Regions from separate parts of the Homo sapiens genome. Here region 2 is linked to region 1. The links are chromatin contacts, found by Hi-C in ENCODE. All regions are on one chromosome and are shown on one strand. The core of a region is the stretch at or near the end of the contact, and the rest is flanking DNA. Distances in the headings are between cores, read along the strand shown. Region 1 holds the start of RAI1 (retinoic acid induced 1). Region 2 holds the start of FLCN (folliculin).

What was found. A loop is a pair of places that touch in the nucleus more often than their neighbours do. Pooled maps may share reads with other maps.
Region 2: a loop to region 1 is called in a map with no recorded cell type, with 4 times the contacts of the local background. The contact joins the promoter of FLCN here to the promoter of RAI1 in region 1. A Hi-C loop is called at or near these places in 1 of 37 single-sample maps with no recorded cell type and 5 of 50 pooled maps.

The regions. Positions count from the first base shown.
Region 1 is chr17:17,678,645-17,684,768 of GRCh38, forward strand. It overlaps RAI1 (retinoic acid induced 1), which reads left to right and starts at 2,814. Exons shown (of 6, transcript NM_030665.4): 1 at 2,814-3,149. RefSeq lists silencers at 2,535-3,044, 3,075-3,214, 3,275-3,354, 3,366-3,538, 3,525-4,474 and an enhancer at 2,855-3,456.
Region 2 is chr17:17,235,898-17,242,862 of GRCh38, forward strand. It overlaps FLCN (folliculin), which reads right to left and starts at 1,271. Exons shown (of 14, transcript NM_144997.7): 1 at 1,015-1,271. It also overlaps the pseudogene ACTG1P24. RefSeq lists an enhancer at 1,488-1,597 and a silencer at 2,032-2,217.

The DNA of each region.
Region 1 (6,124 bases), core at 1,564-4,063:
ATACACACATTCACACTCACACACAAAAGCAGTTGTTAGTACCTTGACCGCACACCCTCTTCCATCTGCCTGCATATTCCTTCCTCCTCTCACTCTCTGGGACACCCATCCCCTTTGCAACCCAGGGCTCCCTTCCTGCCCATCCTCTGAGGTCTGCCTCAATCGCCACCTCCTCCAACCCTTCGCTGAACTGACATCCAGAAATGCTAATCCCTTGAACAAATGTGCTTCCTTGAGTGGTGCCTGAGCTATGGCTCCCAAAGAGGCCAGGCTTGTGATCCTCTTTGTACCCCCAGCCCTGCCTACAGGGTCCAGTGGCCCCAGTCATGTAAACTTGATACCAAGGAATTTTCAAAACAAAAAATACCTAATTCCAAGGCCAGAAAATTGACTCTCCTTGGGGTTCCAGCTGGTCTCCCACCCTCTCCAGGTGGAGAAGCTAGTCTTGGGGACCCTTGTGTGGGAACCAGAAATCTCCCAGCAAGACCTCCTTGTCTTGCCTCCCACTGGGGTCCCTAGAACCAGCCTTCCCTTAGGCTCCACTCAGGAGCAGGTTAAGGTAAGGCAGGGAGGGCAGGAGACCAGCTCGGGGTGGAGATTGGGAGCCCTGGATGGATGATAGGGACTGTTCCCATTAATCTAGCATCTTAAAGCAGTAATAGCACTTACTGCATGCCAGGCTGTGAGCTAAATGCTTTCCACACGTACCTCATTCAATCCTCTCAACAGACCCATGAGGTAGGTACTATTATCCCCATTCTACAGATGAGGAAACGGAGGCTCAGCAAGTTAAGTAGTTTGCCCAAAGCCACCCAGCTGGGCATAGAGGAGCCACGTTTAGAAACCAGATTTGCCAGGCGCGGTAGCTCATGTCTGAAATCTCAGCACTTTGGGAGTCCGAGGCAGGTGGATCACCTGAGGTCAGGAGTTCAAGATCAGCTTGACCAACATGGAGAAACCCTGTCTCTACTAAAAATACAAAATTAGGTGGGTGTGGCGGTGCATGTCTGTAATCCCAGCTACTCGGGAGGCTGAGGCAGGAGAATTGCTTGAATCTGGGAGGCAGAGGTTGTGGTGAGCCAAGATCGCACCATTGCACTCCAGGCAGGGCAACAGGGGCAAAACTCCGTCTCAAAAAAAAAATACATAAATAAATAAATAAAAATAAACCAGATCTGTCATCCAGAAACCGCACTTAAAACAAGCTTAAAACAACACAGTTCGCACTGGGATCCAGCTCTGTCTTGCTCTTGACATTCACCCTGGGAGACGGGTAGCCAAGTCCAGTAGGAAGGACTGTGGGGACCTGTGTTGATTCTGTCCTGTAGCTTGAGAACCTGGACAGGGGACTTCACCACTCTGCGCCTGTTTCCTCATCCACAAAATGTGATGAGCCGACCTCACAGAGGGGGCACCAGGATCTAATGAGACCATGCACAGAAGGGGCACAGCAGGCCTGGGACAGAGTGAGGGCCCCCCATCTATCACAATACCTTATTTTGCAGATGCAGGATTCACTTGTCCCAGGTCACCCACAAGCTCTGATGCCTTGACCAGCTCCCCTCTGCCCTACCAAAGGACAAATGAGGGAGGCTTCGATGGGGCTGTTAATGGGGTCATATCCCACAGACCCTAGAGCCTGGGTGGGGCTGAGAGGCTTCCCAAGCAGGTGGCAGTGAGCTCCCACCTGAGCTATGGCAAGTAGAGACCTAGGCATGAAATTGCTCCGAGGTCTGTACCTTAAGTTTCATGCAAGGACTCTCTCATTCAACATGCCTCTGTTTAAAGTCTGCCAGTGGCTACCTTCCTTGCACTAGAATTGCAAACAAATTCCTCACTGAGCTCTCTGCAGCCCTGCAGGCTCTGGCCCTCCCGATATGGCTCTGACTTCAATGTGCCCATTACTTGTCCCCTTGCTGACGGCCTCCTCACAATTCCACTTACTCACCAAGTTCTCTCCTGCCTCAGGACCTTTGCACTTGATGTTCTTTCTGCCAATGATGCTCTTCCCAGGAGGGCAGGCCCCTGTAGTCCCAGCTACTCAGAAGGCTGAGGTGGGAGGACTGTTTGAGGCCAGGAATTCAAGTTCGGCCTGGGCAACACAGCAAGACCCTGCCTCTAAAAGAACAAAATGCTCTTCCCAGACTCTACCCATGGCGGTTCCTCTTGCTATTTAGATCTTTGCACAGACAGGCCTCCTTCTCTCTCCCCCAGCCAAGGAGCCCTAGCCGTCACTTCACCTGCTAATTTTCGTCCTAGCACTTACTGCTCTAAAATTATCTTCGTCATGTATCTAAGCATTTGTTTGCTGTCTGTCTCTTCCCACCAGGATGCCAGCTCCACGACAGCAGGGACCGCATTGTCTCTGCTGATTCCTCAAGACTCAGCAAGGTGCCAGGTGCCCAGTAAATGAAGTTTACATGAAGCCAATGGAGTTTTGAAATCGAAAATGTTTCTCAAACTGCAAAGAAGTGGGCACAGGTGAGGGCTAATGGTGGGGTGAGGGTGGGGGCCTGGCCTGACGCTGGAAGCTCCTGTACGCAGGGCGCTAGTGTCCTCCCAGGCCGCACCGGGATCCCACCGCAGAGGCCCCCTCCCGCAGGCCGGCCAGCGGGCGGGGGGCGCGCAGTGGGGCGCGCGGACCGCCAGGGGGTGCTGTCGGGGCGCGCACGGCCCACCTGGCGCCCGGGGCCGCGAGCGAGCGCAGCCAGGCCGCCCGGGAACTTTTTTCCTCGCGCTCTTGCTCTCCTTCTCCCCCCGCGCGTCGCCCGCCCGCCCGTCCGCTCGTCCGCTCTTCCTGTGCGGAGGGGATCGCATTCCTCGCGGCACCCGCGGACACCAGGCAGGCCCGGCCGGGTGCGCGGCCAAGGCCCGCTCCCCGCGTCCCCGGGCGCCGCCCCCGCCCGCGGCTGGGCTCCGAGAGACGAGTGGGAGAGCGAGTGCAGCGAGGGCGAGAGGCGAGCCGAGCAGGCCGCCCTGCCCGCGGCCCTAGCGCCGGCGCGAGGAGGGGGCGCCGCGGCCCACCCTCCTTCCTGCCTGGCCGCGGGCCGGCCGGGCCGCCGCGCCCCGACCCCCATGGCCACCCAGGCCTCCGGGCCGCGAAGTCGCAGCGCCAGACCCAAGGCCCCCGAGTGAGCGCGGGCGCCGAGGTGAGCAGCGAGCGCCGGGGCGCGGGGGGCGCAGTGTATCCTGCCCCGGGGCGGGGGCGGCGCGAGGCGTCGGGATCCTAGGCCGGGTGATGAGCCGAGGCGGGTTCGGACGCCGAGCGCGCGCGCTGGGTGGAGATGTGGGGTCCGCGGGGTCCTTGCTTTGTGTGGTGTGGGGGGTGCGCGAGGTCACCGGATGGACGTCTGGGGAGCTGCAGGGTGGGGGCGCCCTGCGCCGCGGCTGAGGGTCTTCTGGGGGATGTGCGGCCAGCTGAGGTCGGGTGGGGGCATGGGGGCGCGAGGGGCGAGTGTGGCAAGGGATCTGCTTGCGCCGAGGCGCGGAGTCTTTGCGGAGCGTGGGGTGGGGACGTGGGGTGCATTCGCGGGGCGCCGGGGGCGGAGGTGAGCTTTGTGAGTGCGTCCGAGGTGGGGGACGGGGAGCTGACTTCCCCATGCGTGACCCGGGCCCGGCGTGGCCATCGCTTGGGAGTCAGGGCCGGCGAAGGCCGTGCGTGGCGAGATGGGTGCTCGGGCTCTCTGCGGTGTCCCTACCCGGGCAGCGGCCCCGGGGCCTGTGCGCAGGCCCCGAGGCCGGGCAGGAAGCGGCCCCCGCGACCTGGGGAGCTCTGTAGCGGCCAGGCCCGGGAGGCACGGGCCCTTCGGGGATGACGTCACGGGCGGGGGCCCCGGACACGCGAGCCTTGCGCCCCACAGACGGCGGCGCAGCCCGCCGCCCTTTTCGAGGCCGGCCCCCCCTCTCACGCGCCTTGAAGGCAGGGAACCCGGGAGGAGGACATGGGGGCCGAGTGCGGCGGGGACAAGGGGTGGCAGGACGCGAGGGTGACATTTGGAGCCTGGTCGCGCCAGGGGCCTCCGTGGTGGGGCGGAGGGGAAGCGAAACACCAGCCAGGCCCTAGGCCGTCGCGGCCCCAGCTTCCTGGGGCGCCCGTTTTCCCGGCTAGCAGTTTTCTTTCTTGGGGCTCTTGGTCGTTATCCAGTCCACGCAGGGGCCGGAGTGCGGGCTGCCGCGGTGCTCTCCTGCGCGGAGCCCGGGCTGGCGGGGGCGCGGCGGGCCTCGGGCTCTGAATGGATGGGAGCGAGTGTAACAATGCGCCGGTGGGGGCTGGGGGAGGGGAGGCCGCGCGCCTGAATGGCGGAGCCGGCCGGGCGCTGCTCCGCGCGCCGCACACTCTCCCGCGCCGCCTTCCCCGCGGTTTCGGCGGGCCCGGATTCAGGGACCCACTCGGGATCTGCACGGTTCCTCCCACCAATACTGTCCCCCGCCCCCCTTTTATGTCTTTCCAATGCAGTAGTGTGTTGAGAATTCAAGGGCATTACATCTGGTTGCAATCCAGTTTCATGCCGCTGCCGGGCTGTTAAGACCTCGCGCTGACGTCAGAGCAGGGGAATTACTTCTTTTTATTTTATCTTTTTTTAGTTGTCTGCTGCCCTGGGAGGAGAGGCGGGGGTGGGTTAGGCTAGCTCTGATGTGGAGGCGCCAGCGTGATGGGAGCCCCGAGCTGGGGGCTCTGCTTCTCTTCCTGCCCCTGCCCCCCTCCATTCTCCATACAGTCCTCGCTCTGCTCAGGGTCAGGCCCACCCCAGGTGGGGGGCAGCCCTCGCTGCAGACTGAATGGTGGCCCCTCCCTGCTGACCACACAGCTGGGTTTTCAGAGGCTTTCCTGGGACGTGGCCCTCGGGATCTAGAAACTGGAAAGGAATCTTCTAGTTTCCCACCCCTCCCCCTCTTGACAGGCAAGCCGGTATATTCGGGGCCCAGGAGCAAGGAAAAGTGGCCTTTTGCGTGACACAGAAGTGGACACATCATTCTGATCTCAGGGCAGGCTCAGCCCCATAACTCTGGCAAAAGCTCTCACAAGCAAAAGCCTTGGAGAGGAGGAGAATGTATCAAGGTGAGATCCAGGCCCCAGAAGCCAACTGTGGAGTGGGCAAAATAGGACCTTTCCCACCAGCCTAGCATCCCTCTGGCTTCTGTGGAGATAAAGGGAACTCAGGGGTACTGGAGCTGCCTTTCTCTTCCACTAGACTGTGGGGCTCTCATAGGCAGGGACCCTGTCTTACTCCTCTTTGTTTTATTTTTGAGACAGGGTCTTGCTGTGTGGCCCAGGCTGGAGTGCCTTGGCACAAACACAGCTCACTTCAGCCTCAACCTCCAGGGCTCAAGCGATCCTCCAGCATCAGTCTCCTGAGTAGCTGGGATCACAGGCGCCCGACACCACACGTAGCTAATTTTAAATTTTTTTTTTTTTCTAGAGACAGGGGTCTTGCCATGGCTGGTCTTGAAGTCCTGGGCTCAAGCGATCCTCCCTCTTTGGCCTCCCAAAGTGCTGGGATTACAGGAGTGAGTCACTGCACCCAGCCTTACTCCTCTTTAGACTCCCAAGCCTAGACCAATTGCTTTCAAATTCTTGCCCGTGACCTATAGTAAGAAATACATCGTAGGTAACTACACAGGTCACACTGTATATAGCTGAAACAAAAGTTTACTGAAATAACTCCCTTACTGTGTCTGCTGGTCTGTAATCCTTTTTGTTCTTGTGTATTTGTTTTTTTTTTAATTACTGATTGCTACCCACGAAATTAATTTTGCAATCCACTGATGGGTCATACCCAGAATTTGAAAAAAACAAGCCTAGGAAATGAATTTGCCATCTATTCATGCAACAAATGTTAATTGCAACCCTAATAATTCCTCTCATGTTAAACTACTCAAGTAACACTTGGATACTTGGGTGAAAAATGCAAATAAGCCAGAAATATATGTAGTAAAAGTAAAAGTTCCCTTGGCACCCTCCCTGCAGGTAACCCCAGTTAATAGTTTGAACGTATCCTTCCAGACTTTTTGTTACTCACTTAATGCATATATATATATATATATATATATATATATATATATGTATGTATGTATGTATATTACATATACCAATCCATGCATAGTTTTCTTTTTCCCCAAGTGA
Region 2 (6,965 bases), core at 21-2,520, 440 kb before region 1:
ATTCAAATTCCCTGATGTGGTAGAGTGTCTGTTCATGTCCCCCTCCCACAATGGCTGAGTCCCAGACCTGGACAGTGACCTCACCACCACCCGTGGTGCGCCCTGGCCCTATTTCAACCCTACTTCCTATGGTGTTCTCATAGCACCGTGGAGAATTAAAGAGGCCACTAAGTAAGGGCACTCTAAATAAACAAAGCACTATAACGGATCTTAACCAGCAGTGGACACACAGCTTCTATAACTAGTCTCCCACTGGGGAGCCTCATTAAGTTAGCAGCTGGGATCCCAACAAGCCCAGGGTGAAAAGTTCTGCAGGGGATGACTGCCAGTTCAGATCCACTCTCACTGTGGCTCTATTTCCACCGTTTCCCTGGATTTCCATTCACAGAGCTCCCTGACATAGGACACTAGAAGGGCAAACGCAGTGTCACCTGCCACTATTACTCAATTACTTGATGACCACGGTGATAATCTGGCACTAAACTGGCTGTGGCCAAAGGCTAGAGAGCCAGAACCTACTTCCAGCAAGCTCCTCCTTGCCCTGTGTCCCCACTTGAAGAGACTGCTAGTGACCACACCTTGGACTTCAATCCACAAGCCAATCCATTCTTTCCAGGAGACAAGGACGCGACTGACAGTACTCTCAACTGGAGAGAAGCGCGGTCTTCCACCCTCCCTGGAGGACACGGTGCTACCCTATTAGCGCATCAGAGGACCCTCCTGAACGCCAAACTGGGAGAAGAGGATGACACACACCCTCTCCTCCAAACAGAGCGAAGACAAAACCTGGGAGAAGGGAAGGCAAACAGTCCCGTTTCATGGCAACATCAAATGAGATCACAGTCCTCATCCCCATAGACTTGGTTAATGGGCGTGCCCCCAACCTATCTTCAAATCTCAGGGTCTCGGCGACGCCCTGGACTCTGGCCCTAAACCCTCCCCCATTACTCGTCCACCTGGGACCAACGAAAACTCGGACATGCCCCTCCGCCAACCCCTCAGACCCCCGCCTACCTGCTCCCCAAATCGAGGCCCGCGGGACACCTGGACTCGGCAGCCGGGGTCCCGCTCTGGGTCCCAGCCCCGCCCCTGACTGCGCTGGGTAGGTGGTCGCTGCGGGACCCGGACCGGCGGAATCACACCCAGAGCCCCCAAGCCCACGGCAGGGATGTCACCCGGGGTGGCGAGGCTCTCAAGCCCGGGTTCAGGCTCTCAGGGGAGCTGGCAGAACCAGGAGCGACCACACTCACTCGCGGTCCCGCAGCCCCGCCGACACCCAGGCGCGTGACTCCCTGAGCCGTACCACCACCCAACACTGCGGTGGGGGTGCGGGAGCCGTCCGAGCGCGTCCTGCACCGCGAGGAGAGCCGGGCCTCCCTAGCTCTCGCAAGCCCAGGAACACAGTCCGAGTCCTACAACTCCGAGGTCTGACTGGGAAGCAGGGGCCGCTGCCCGACAATTACCCTTTTCCACCGCCCCTATTCCGGTGCCCCCCTCTGGGAAGTTCCGAATGGTTCAGACCGCACCAGCTGGGGATGCTGGGGGAAACCATTTCATTAAGCGCGGGAGTATGCTGAAACTTAAAAATCATTTTAAAAAGAGATTTGAGGGTAAATATAGCCAACCTAAGGCTTCCTGTCCACATAAAAGAGAAAAATAAAGAAAAAACGTTATAAGAGGTTGGCAGGCTTTTTTTTTTTGCTTCACCAATGGTTTTTATTAAATTGCTGATGGAACCCGTCCTCTCCCTACATTGAGAGTATGGAAGGTGCGGGAGACGGCCGTCACGTGACGCGGAGAAGGCGCGGCGCCCGTGGGAGGTTGGTTGCAGAACTCGGAACCGCTGTGCGCGCGCATGTGTGGGATTCGGTCTTCCTCCCTCAGTGGGTCTTTTTTAAAAATGTGAAAATCAGTTTTTGAATAATATTCTTTTTTTGAGACAGAGTTTCGCTTTCGCTCTTGTTGCCCAGGCTGGAGTCCAGTGGCGCGACCTCGCCTTACTGCAACCTCCGCTTCCCGGGTTCAAGCGATTCTCCTGCCTCAGCCTCCCGAGTAGCTGGGGACTACAGGCGTCCGCCACCACGCCTGGCTAATTTTTTGTATTTTTGCAGAGACGGGTTTTCACCCTTTTGGCCAGGCTGGTCTTGAACTCCTAACCTCAGGTGATCCACCAGCCTCGGCCTCCCAAAGTGCTGGGATTACAGGCGTGAGCCACCGCGCCCGGCCTGAATAATATTTTTTAAAACTAGAGCGCCCATTACTAAATTTAGCTACTTAGAAGTTAATTGTAAAGCCATTAGTTTGTGATGTAGTGTGGGTCCTTCCAGTGAAGACCGGAGAGAGATGGGAATCAGAGCCTGACCCGCCTGTGCGCGCTGCCCCCTGAGGTGTGGCTGCCCCCTGAGGTGTGGCCGCCCCGGAGCCTTCCGCCGCGGCCGAGGCTATGGTTGCCGCAGAGTCTCCAGAATGTGCTCACCAGGAATAGAATAGAAAAGTGGGTGGTTGTGTTTTTGAAATCAGAAGTCACTTATTTTTTTCTCTTTAAATTTCCATGTTCTGGTCGGGCGCGGTGGCTCACGCCTATAATATCCCAACACTTTGGGAGGCCGAGGTGGGCGGATTACGAGGTAAAGAGATGGAGACCATCCTGGCCAACAGGTGAAACCCCCTCTCTACTAAGAATACAAAAAAAATTAGCTGGGCGTGGTGGCACACGCCTGTAGTCCCAGCTACTCTGGTGGCTGAGGCAGGAGAATTGCTTAAACCCGGGAGGCAGAGGTTGCAGTGAGCTGAGATCGTGCCACTGCACTCCAGCCTGGCACAGAGCGAGACTCCATCTAAAAAAAAAAAAAAAAATCCATGGTCTGTTGAAAACGGGACACGAGAAAAGAACGAAAGTGCAGCTTGTGTTTTCTGCCGTCTTATAGTGGCTTGGTAAAGATTAAGGAATATGGGGTGGCGTTACGAGGTTAGGCATTGCCTTTATGTGTTTAATTATTCTTATCAAGCGAATTCCTCTTGCTGTTGGACAGCGCAAACTTAATTTCTGAGGAGGTAGTAAGTTACAGGGTGATTTTATTTTATTTTATTTTAGAGACGGAGTCTTGCTATGTCTCCCAGGCTGGAGTGCAGTGGCGCGATCTCGGCTCACTGCTACCTCCACCTCCCGGGTTCAAGTTCTTGAAACTAATGTTTGTTAATGAGATTTTTAAGTCAAGAACAAGGTTTTTTTCACCTTGTAACTTTAATTCCAGGAATTACCTTTTTCAGTTTGTTAGTGGAGTTCACCACCTTGCTCAGATTATCCTTATTTCCATGGTGATAGGCTAATGGCGGAAGGTTATTCAACTAGTGTATTTTCAGTAAAAGTCAATGTGCATTTACCACACCTGGGCTCAATTTAGGCCATTAACATCTTTCCCAACACCACTGGCTTCAGCCACCTACCTCTTTTGGAGGTACTTTCTTAAATAAACCTATAAATCTTTAAAAAAAAAATTAACAACTGCCAAATCTTTGCCTCAGTGAATTGTACCAAAGGTTATTTAAATTGGGCTCTCATGGGGTATAAAAACTTTCAAGGTCATGCAACAAAAGGGACATCTTAGAAGTCGGAAAATGTGCCCATTCTCATGGGAAAGATAATTGAAACTCAGCAGTAATGTTCAGAAAGCACAGATACCAATAATGTTCAACAATTCACAACCAAATGAAATGCAATGCTAATCTCAAAGCTTCTATCCCATAATGGAAATTGTATGAAATGATTCCAGAAGCTCTGGATATGTTACTGCCTGGCATGCATACAATCCAGAATGTGTTTTTTCCACCACTGAAACAGGCTCAATCAGAATTAAGATTTTTTTCCACCACTGAAATAGGCTCAATCAGAATTAAGGTTTTTTGATGCTTTTCTGCCTTCTTACTACTGCTAAACCAAGAGGCTTCATTATAGCTGAGTATCCAAACTGATCAATCACTTCCAAGGCATCAGTTGCCAGGACCATAGAGCCAAGTGGCAGGGAAAAGTCACATCTTATTCAGAAATTTGTTTTAGAGTTTTTTATATGTACCCTTAGCCACAGGGGCTCTGATGTAGCTGTAGGATACAGCTGGGCTTTATCTTTCAGTCAAACCACATGTCAATGACTCTTAGTTTCCAGTTTCAGGAAGAAGGGGTGTATTTCATTTGTAAGCATTTCAATTTAATATTTTTAATCACATCTCATATTTTCAAGTTACTATAATTGATTCCCTGTTATAAAAATAATGATCTAAGTTTTTGTTTCTTCCAGCAACTGAGAAAACATTCCGTTTTTAGATGTTTTGAACAGTTTAGGAGTCTGGCCAGCTGCTGAAAGGCAGCAAGCAATGAGTAACATTTCAGAAGGTGAGATAAATGCACAATTTCTTTTTTTTTTTTTTTTGAGACGGAGTCTCACTCTGTCGCTAGGTTGGAGTACAGTGGCGTGATCTTCGCTCACTGCAACCTCCCCCTCCCGGGTTCAAGCACTTCTCCTGCCTCAGCCTCCCGAGTAACTGGGACTACAGGCGCATGCCACCAGGCTCAGCTAATTTTTGTATTTTTAGTAGAGACGGGTTTCACCATGTTGGTCAGGCTGGTCTCGAACTGCTGACCTTGTGATCTGCCCTCCCAAAGTGCTGGGATAACAGGCGTGAGCCACTGCACCCAGCCCATGCACAATTTCTTTCTTTCTCTTTTTTTTTTTTTTTTTCTTTTTTGAGACGGAGTCTTGCTCTGTTGCCCAGGCTGGAGTGCAGTGGCGCCATGTCCGCTCACTGAAAGCTCTGCCCCCAGGGTTCATGCCATTCTCCTGCCTCAGTCTCCTGAGTAGCTGGGACTACAGGCGTCTGCCACCAGGCCCAGCTAATTTTTTGTATCTTTAGTAGAGACGGGGTTTCACTGTGTTAGCCAGGATGCTCTCGATCTGCCTGCCTCGGCCTCCCAAAGTGCTGGGATTACAGGCGTGAGCCACTGCGCCCAGCCTAGCCCATGCACAGTTTCTAAGTTCAGGTTTTAGGTAATTAGACAATCAACTCTGCACATAAGGCATCCAGTCAGTTGCGAGGTATGAGTTATTAGTGGTTCAATAAAGGCCATTAGGATTAATTTAATATTTCTTACCATAGCAATTTCTGTAAGCTTTTAAAAATTAACCTCTCTCCACTAATTAGAATTCATCTGCTATGCCTTTTGTGTTTTAATCTACTACTAGGTGCCTATTAAATACCATGTGTTGACATTTTCGTCTAACAATCAACTATAGAGCCAGCCTATGGATTCAGACTTATTAAATGCTTTTTGCAATTAAAGTTCTCTGATTTCAGCCTTTGATGTTAGGAAAGGATACAGATAGGATTTTCTTTGTTCACTATCATTAAGTAATTCAGTTACTTAAAAAGATAGCCATCACATTTTCTTATTCACAGATACCTGATTTACCTAGTCATTTATTTTCTCTGGCCCCTTTGCAACTGCTCAGACTTAGGTCCAAATAACATAACCTTCCACAAAGTGGGTACCAATTCAGGTTGGAACCCAGAAACTTAGGACTTACAAACCCAAAACTTCATATTTTGTTTTGTGTTTTTTGTTTTGTTTTTTTTGAGATGGAGTCTCGCTCTGTCACCCAGGCTGGAGCGCAGTGGTGCGATCTTGGCTCACTGCAAGCTCCGCCTCCGGGATTCAAGTGATTCTTCTGCCTCAGCCTCCCGAGTAGCTGGGACTACAGGCAGGTGCCACTACGCCTGGCTAATTTTTCATATTTTTAGTAGAGACAGGGTTTTACCATGTTAGCTAGGATGGTTTCGATTTCCTGACGTCATGATCTGCCTGCATCGGCCTCCCAAACAAAGTCCTGGGATTACAGGCGTGAGCCACCGTGCCTGGCCGATCTGACGGTTTTTAAAATGGGAGTTTCCCTGCACAAGCTCTCTCTCTCTTTGCCTGCTGCCATTCGTGTAAGACGTGACTTGCCTCCCACCATGACTGTGAGGCCTCCCCAGCCACCTGGAACTGTAAGTCCATTAGGCCTCTTTCTTTTGTAAATTGTCCAGTCTCAGGTGTGTCTTTATCAGCAGTGCAAAAATGGACTAATACAGATGACATGGAGAAGATCTGGCACCACACCTTCTGCAGTGAGCTGCACGTGGCCCCAGAGGAGCACCTAGTGCTGCTGACCAAGGCCCCCCTGAACCCCAAGGTCAACAGAGAGAAGATAACTCAGATCATGTTTGAGACCTTTAACACCTGGGCCATGTACGTGGCCATCCAGGCCATGCTGTCCCTCTACACCTCTGGGCACACCACTGGCATTGTCCTGGACTCTGGAGATGGGGTCACCCACATGGTGCCCATCTACAAGGGCTATACCCTCCCCCATGGCATCCTGTGTCGACCTGGCTGGCCAGGACCTGACTACCCCATGAAAATCCTCACCAAGCTTGGCTACAGCTTGATCACCACGGCCGAGTGGGAGATCATGCATGACAAGGAGAAGCTGTGTTGCCCTTCGAGCAGGAGATGGCCACCGCCGCATCCTCCTCCTCCCTGGAGAATAGCTGTGAGGTGCCCATGGCCAGGTCATCGCCATTGGCAACAAGCAGTTCCAGTGTCTGGAGGCACTGTTCCAGCCTTCCTTCCTGGGCATGGAATGTTGCAGCATCCACAAGACCACCTTCAACTCCATCATGAAGTGTGATGTGGACATCTGCAAAGACTTATATGCCAACACGTGCTGTCTGGCGGCACCACCATGTACTGGGGCATCCTGACAGGATGCAGAAGGAGATCACTGCCCTGGTGCCCAGCACCACGAAGATCAAGATCATTGTGCCCCGCCCCAAGCACAGGTACTCAGTGTGGATCGGCAGTTCCATCCTGGCCTCACTGTCTACCTTCCAGCAGATGTGGATCAGCAAGCAGGAGTAAGATGAGTCAGGCC